2 separate regions of the Mus musculus genome follow, and region 1 is linked to region 2. Evidence: chromatin loops called from intact Hi-C (ENCODE). Cell type or tissue: left cerebral cortex. All regions are shown on one strand. Each heading gives the region's core, and the rest is flanking DNA. Links, peaks and the distances in the headings are about the cores only. Region 1 holds the start of Poglut1 (protein O-glucosyltransferase 1). Region 2 has its middle 63 kb from the start of Gm36585.

What was found. A loop is a pair of places that touch in the nucleus more often than their neighbours do. Peaks named below come from ENCODE experiments on the same cell type or tissue, not always from the same donor. Only the 100,000 strongest peaks of a DNase experiment are listed, where the experiment ranks them.
Region 1: it touches region 2 in a loop (4-fold over the local background); 2 of 42 quality-filtered maps call a loop at or near these places.

The regions. Positions count from the first base shown.
Region 1 is chr16:38,548,238-38,551,149 of GRCm38, forward strand. It overlaps Poglut1 (protein O-glucosyltransferase 1), which reads right to left and starts at 2,019. Exons shown (of 11, transcript NM_172380.4): 1 at 1,846-2,019; 2 at 1,106-1,196; 3 at 201-344. The coding sequence starts at 1,930. In left cerebral cortex, for the core only: a CTCF peak has its summit at 1,561; a DNase peak (open chromatin) is centred at 2,016; H3K4me3 peaks cover 1,816 bases; H3K27ac peaks cover 891 bases.
Region 2 is chr16:39,051,448-39,054,359 of GRCm38, forward strand. No RefSeq gene overlaps it. Among named protein-coding and RNA genes, the nearest start is that of Gm36585, 63 kb to the right of the region's middle. In left cerebral cortex, for the core only: a CTCF peak has its summit at 1,731 (motif pointing left); a DNase peak (open chromatin) is centred at 1,715.

The DNA of each region.
Region 1 (2,912 bases), core at 287-2,786, 500 kb before region 2:
CTGTTCCCCACAGCTTGTGGCAACAGGCAAAGAAGAGAAGGGACAGAGCCTAAGCCATCATAGCTAATGATGTACACTAGGCTTACAGAAAATGGCTGGCATACCAAAAAGAAAAAAAACAAATTCCTGTAGCTGGTTCCTAGGAGTGTGATCAAGTCAGCCTCCGTGTACTAACAGTGTTAGAGGACCCCAGAGGATACCTGGAGGGAAACATGCAGTCATCTTCCCTGAATAACCGGTTCTTAATGATCTGGTAGTGGGTTCCTAGCTTCCGCCTGACCACCTCAGCCATCATCTTCCTGGAGATCCCACCTCGGAAAGGAGTCAGGTCCTCTTCTATGACGCTGTGCAAGAACAATGGAAAACATCGAGCCAAAGCAGGCCACGAGGTTGAGGACGCCATCCCATCTATCCCCAAGAGTTTTGTTTAGAGGATACACTAAGCAGGGGGGAGAGCAGGGGATAGGAACGAGCCACTCTTCCACAAGAGCACCATGGATAACTGAGAAATATCAAACTTGGGAGCATAGGCTGCAGTCACCAGGGAGCAAATCACATCCCTTCTCAACTTCAGCACAGAGTGAGTTTCAGTATCATCAGCATCTTTGAGGGATCAAATAAAAAATGAAGAGCTAGGACTGCTATTTAGCTGATGGACTATCAGAGGGGTTACGTGGCTTGCCCTGAGGGGTAGTCGGCCTGCTTTCAATGTACTGAACTAACCCTGCCCAAACGTGCATACCTTAAAGATAAAAACCAAGAGGAAATACTGATTAGATGATAAACATGCTCGTTCCTTTTCATGTGCAGTTGCAGACAACTAGCACCAGAGAGAATAATAACAAGACATGAACTCTGGACCTAAGAAGCTTTCAAGAGAAATAGAAGAAATAGAAAGCACATGTTGCTAAAATACCATAGGGAACAGAGGCAATGTGGAGAACACCGAGCCTCTCCCATCCCAGAGCATTTCCATACATTACGAGAGCCATCTAAGGTCTCAAGACATGCTTAGATCACTAATAACTGCCATCAAGATCTCTCAAGGGACTTAGCGAAGGTCCCTACAAGAATCCAGCTCTCAGAGACACACCAAGGAACTCACCCGTGATAGCAGCTGCAGTTTTGACTTGAACATGGTTCATAATTCTCCAAAGCCCTGTTAATTTGGTCAAGAAATACTTTCCATTTTGAGCCTTCAAAAAGTGAAGGAAATGAGAGTTAACAGAATAAATGCCCTTGGCATTCGTATTTGCCAAGCACCAGGCAGAAGCAACAGAAGACCAACACTTGGAGAAATCCCCTTCCTTTCCCAGTAGTGGAAATGCCAAGAACGATTCTTTGTGTAACTTGTCGGGGCTTGAGTCAAGTCTGTTCCTCTACCTGCGCCATCAGGTATCTAAGAAATTGGAAAAGTCACAAGCTATTAATGTTTGGCCTTCAGTAGGTTATGGAGACACCGGACTTCGACATGGATTCTCACCTAATCAAACTGAACCCCATCGAGACAATCAACGCAAACTCAAATCCTCCCTCATCTGTTTTGTCCTAATAGCTAGCAAGTGCCTCCCACCCTCCTCTGGGGAAGCACGGAACAGCGTTCTGCTGTAAACAGGGAACATCCCTCTCTTCCTACCATCCCCAATTCTGGAGGATGGGGGTTACTCTCTGGGATCCAGGACCAGAAGAAGAGGCCCACCAAACACCTAGGCTCGCCCCCGCCCGCTGTCCAGCTCGCGTTGCAGCCGCACAGCATCCTCCGCGCGCCGGGGGCCACAGCGAGCACCCAGGGACCCGAGCGGACCCCGAGCCGCGGCGGTAAGCTCGGCCCCGCCCGGAGCCCACCTGAGTCCTTCTGGCGGCCCTGCACCGGGCACAGGAGCAGTAACAGCATCCATGCCCTAAGCCGAGAGCCCGCCCGACGCTCCATCACCCGCAGACCACTGCGGATTCCCACCCGCACGCCGGCGGAAGCGCCGCCCAGCAGAAGGATGGCGGCGGACGCCACGGCACGTGGGAGCTGCCCTACACAAAGATGGCTGCCGAGCCCGCCCCTAGGCCTCCGGGAGCCTGGCATGGGAAATAAGGCAGCAGGAAGCCCATTCGGGTGGCACATTTAATAATGGTCAGTTCTGTGACAAACCGAAGGTTGGAGGTAGTTTGTTTTGTGCTTCAGCTATACACAGAGCTTAGGTTAAATCATTCCTTGGCTAGGTCACTCCAGAACACCAAACTACTTATTTATTGATCGTATTGAACGGATGTCCCCAAAAGGTTGCACAGGTCCATTTATAATAGGAATTTCTAGCAATATAACACAAATAGGCCGTGTTAAACAAGCCCTTGTTTTGTACTGAGGTTTGTGATAGGCTGCAAAAGACCATACCAAACCAGATTATCAATAAACAAATTGGATGCCAGGCAGTGGTGGCGCATGCCTTTAATCCCAGCACTTGGGAGGCAGAGGCAGGCGGAAATCTGAGTTCGAGACCAGCCTGGTCTACAGAGTGAGTTCCAGGACAGCCAAGGCTATACAGAGAAACCCTGTCTCAAAAAAACAAACAAACAAAAAGCAAATTGGACGTTTTTTAAAGCTATGTATCATTATCATTAAATTCTTTTATTCTTGGACTGGAGAGATGGCTCAGCGGTTAAGATCACTGACTGCTCTTCCAAAGGTGTTGAGTTCAAATCCCTGCAACCACGTGGTGGCTTACAACCTGGTGCGTCTGAAGACAGCTGTAGTGTACTTAGATATAATAATAAGTAAAACTTTTTAAAACATTCTTTTATCCTTGAGATAGAGTGTTATAGTATAGCTCAGACTGGTCTCCAACCCATAATCCTCTTGCCTCAGCTTCTAAAGTTTGTAGGTACCAGAGCTTGCCAAACACTAACTGAACTTCAGAACT
Region 2 (2,912 bases), core at 314-2,813:
TATATCTGCTCTTTTAAAAAGGATGGCCGCAAAACACAAAGAAAGACCCAAGCGGGGAGAATCCCAGTTGCACAGTTTGATTCCTGGATCCACCTTTTTTGGTGAGTTAGGTCTGTGATGTCCAATGTGATTGCCACCAATACACGTGGCTACTAGGCAAAATATCACCAGGTCTGTATCAATCAACTTTCTGTTGCTATGCTAAAATATCAACGTAGAGCGGTGGCTCTCAACCTTCCTAATGCTGCAACCCTTAACTCAGTTCCTCATGCTGTGGTGACCCCCAACCATAAAATTATTTCATTGCTACTTCGAAACTGTGACTTTGCTACTGTTATGAAACGTGATGTAAATACCTGGTGTACAGAATATCTGATTTGAGACTCTCAAGGACCCACAGGTTGGGAACCACTGACCGAGAGAATGAAAAGCACACTTCGGCTTATAGTTTCTATGCATAGTCAGTGGGCTCCATAACTTTTGTGGCAAGGTAGGATATTATGGTAGAGAGTTATGCTGGAGAGCAACTGTTCACATCATGGGAAGTGGGAGCTAGCTCATAATAGCTCTTCCAAGGGTGGGTCCCCAGTGTTCTAACTCACTTCTCTAGGGTCTGCCTCCTAAATGTACACCATCCTCTAATTGCAGTGGCCCATGGACTACATCTTTAACCTAGGACATTTGGGGGAAAACTGCATTTCTAAACTGCAGCGTAGCCCAAACTAAGATACTCTGTGTGCCATATTTAAACACAGCAGAAGACAAATCTCAACAGTCTTAAGATTTCAGTTACACACTGGACGTGAATCATGTGACATATGTTGGATTAAATAAATTACAAAAATTAATTTTACCTTGCTGTTTTAACTTTCAAAACTATGTGCCTACTGCCAATGCTTAAATGTGTGTGCATCACATTTCTACCAGATAAGGCTGTCTAGACTTCAGATGCAAGAGGCAATTAAGTTCCCTGTTTACTGATTCTGATTTGAGTTGAGCCTTTGCTACTTGCTAATAATAGAGTTAGGAAGGCACAGGAGTGGGATGCCTAGGCCCCTATACATTATACTACTATACATTACTGGGCTGAGGCTACAAAACGTTGAGTTCTCAAGGCATGTAGCATTTATACCTCTTATTTTTCATTTCTGAACCCTGGGCACAATTTTCCTAATGTCAGCTATCTATCTATCTATCTATCTATCTATCTATCTATCTATCTATCTATCTATCTATCTATCTATCTATCTATCTATCTATCTATCTATCTATCTATCTATCTATCTATCTACCTACCTACCTACCTACCTACCTACCTACCTACCTACCTACCTACCTACCTACCTACCTATCTATCTATCTATCTATCTATCTATCTATCTATCTATCTATCTATCTATCTATCTATCTATCTATCTATCTATCTATGTTTCCCCATTAGACCCAAAGATCCATTTATCCGGATGGCCCCTGCCTCTTGGTTTTCAATCAAAACAGATTTCTGAGCCAGGATGAACTCTGAGGTGCCCCTGTTGGGTGAAAGCTCACTTCACAGGTATGAAAACCAATTCACTACATACCTGTTGCAATATTCTTCTCCATGCCTTTTGACACTCTTCTCCAGGGATGGGGCAAAAGTTCTGTAGGCTGCTTGCCTGTGCTCCTAGGTCTCTTTTCATAATCCCTTGGGTGAGATGATCAGCTTGGTTGCACTGCCCCCTTGTGGCGTCAGCAAATTGTAACCAGCTGCTCGGGTTTGGTGGGATCTAAGAAAATGGTGCAATCAAGAAACAGAGAACTTACATTGGTTTTATTTTTCTGTGCCTATATGTTTAAATACAATTGATCTTTTACTTGGCAAAGTTAAAATTTGGAGGGAAAAAGTATAGAATTAGCTTAATAGGAGTGTTTTTCAAGGTTAAGAGCAAAGGGGAACTGATGGAGAGTAAGAAGCAAAGACTGACCCCAAGTGAGGCAGCGAAAGAAACGAAATCTTAAAGGAGGAGCAAGGGCAGCTGTAGTGGGAAGTGCACAAGCATGAAGGAAACGGGACCTTTAGACAGAGCAGCAATCGCTGTGGAGCAAGTCCGCCTCCGGTCAGGGCAGGACTTCTGTTGGGTAATAACTCTGTAAAAGGGTCTTCTTTGTTACATCGTGAAAGGGGCACAGGGAAGTTACAGCTAAGACCCCAAGAGAGTTTCTCGGGCAGGAAAGATGGATGGGTCCAAACAGAAACCTCATGCAAATCACTCAGACTCAGCTCCTAAGGGGTGTCTCAGCCTCCAGTGGAAGGCATGTTGGAAGCTAGGTCACAGACAGAATATTTGGGCATAGAACCCAATGACAGTGTAAGGTCATCCTTCAGGTAGGTAAACCTGATGAGACAAAAATGTCAAAGACCAGACCACTTTGAGGGGTCTTTTGGTGAGGCCATCCTTCTTGGCTACGGAAGAGTGCTGTTGATGAGACCTCACCTCACTCTGACCTTTGCTTTATGTGTCCTGGGAGAGAGAGATTGCTGCTATCTTTCCTTAGACTTCCTTCCCTTCAGATTAGGGCTCCACCCCAATGAGTTCCTGTCACCTTAATCATCTCTTCAAAGTTCTTTTTTATTAGATATTTTCTTTATTTACATTTCAAATGTTATCCCCTTTCCTTGTTTCCCCTCTAAAAACCCCCTATCCCATCCCCCCCGCCCTCCTGCTCACCAACCCACCCACTCCTGCTTCTCAGTCCTGGCATTCCCCTATACTGTGGCATCAAACTTTCACAGGACCAAGGGCCTCTCCTCCCACTGATGTCTGACAAGGCCATCCTCTGCAATGTATGCAGCTGGAGCTATGGGTCCCTCTATGTGTACTGTTTGGTTGATGGTTTAGTCCCTGAGAGCTCTGGGGGTACTGGTTAGTTTA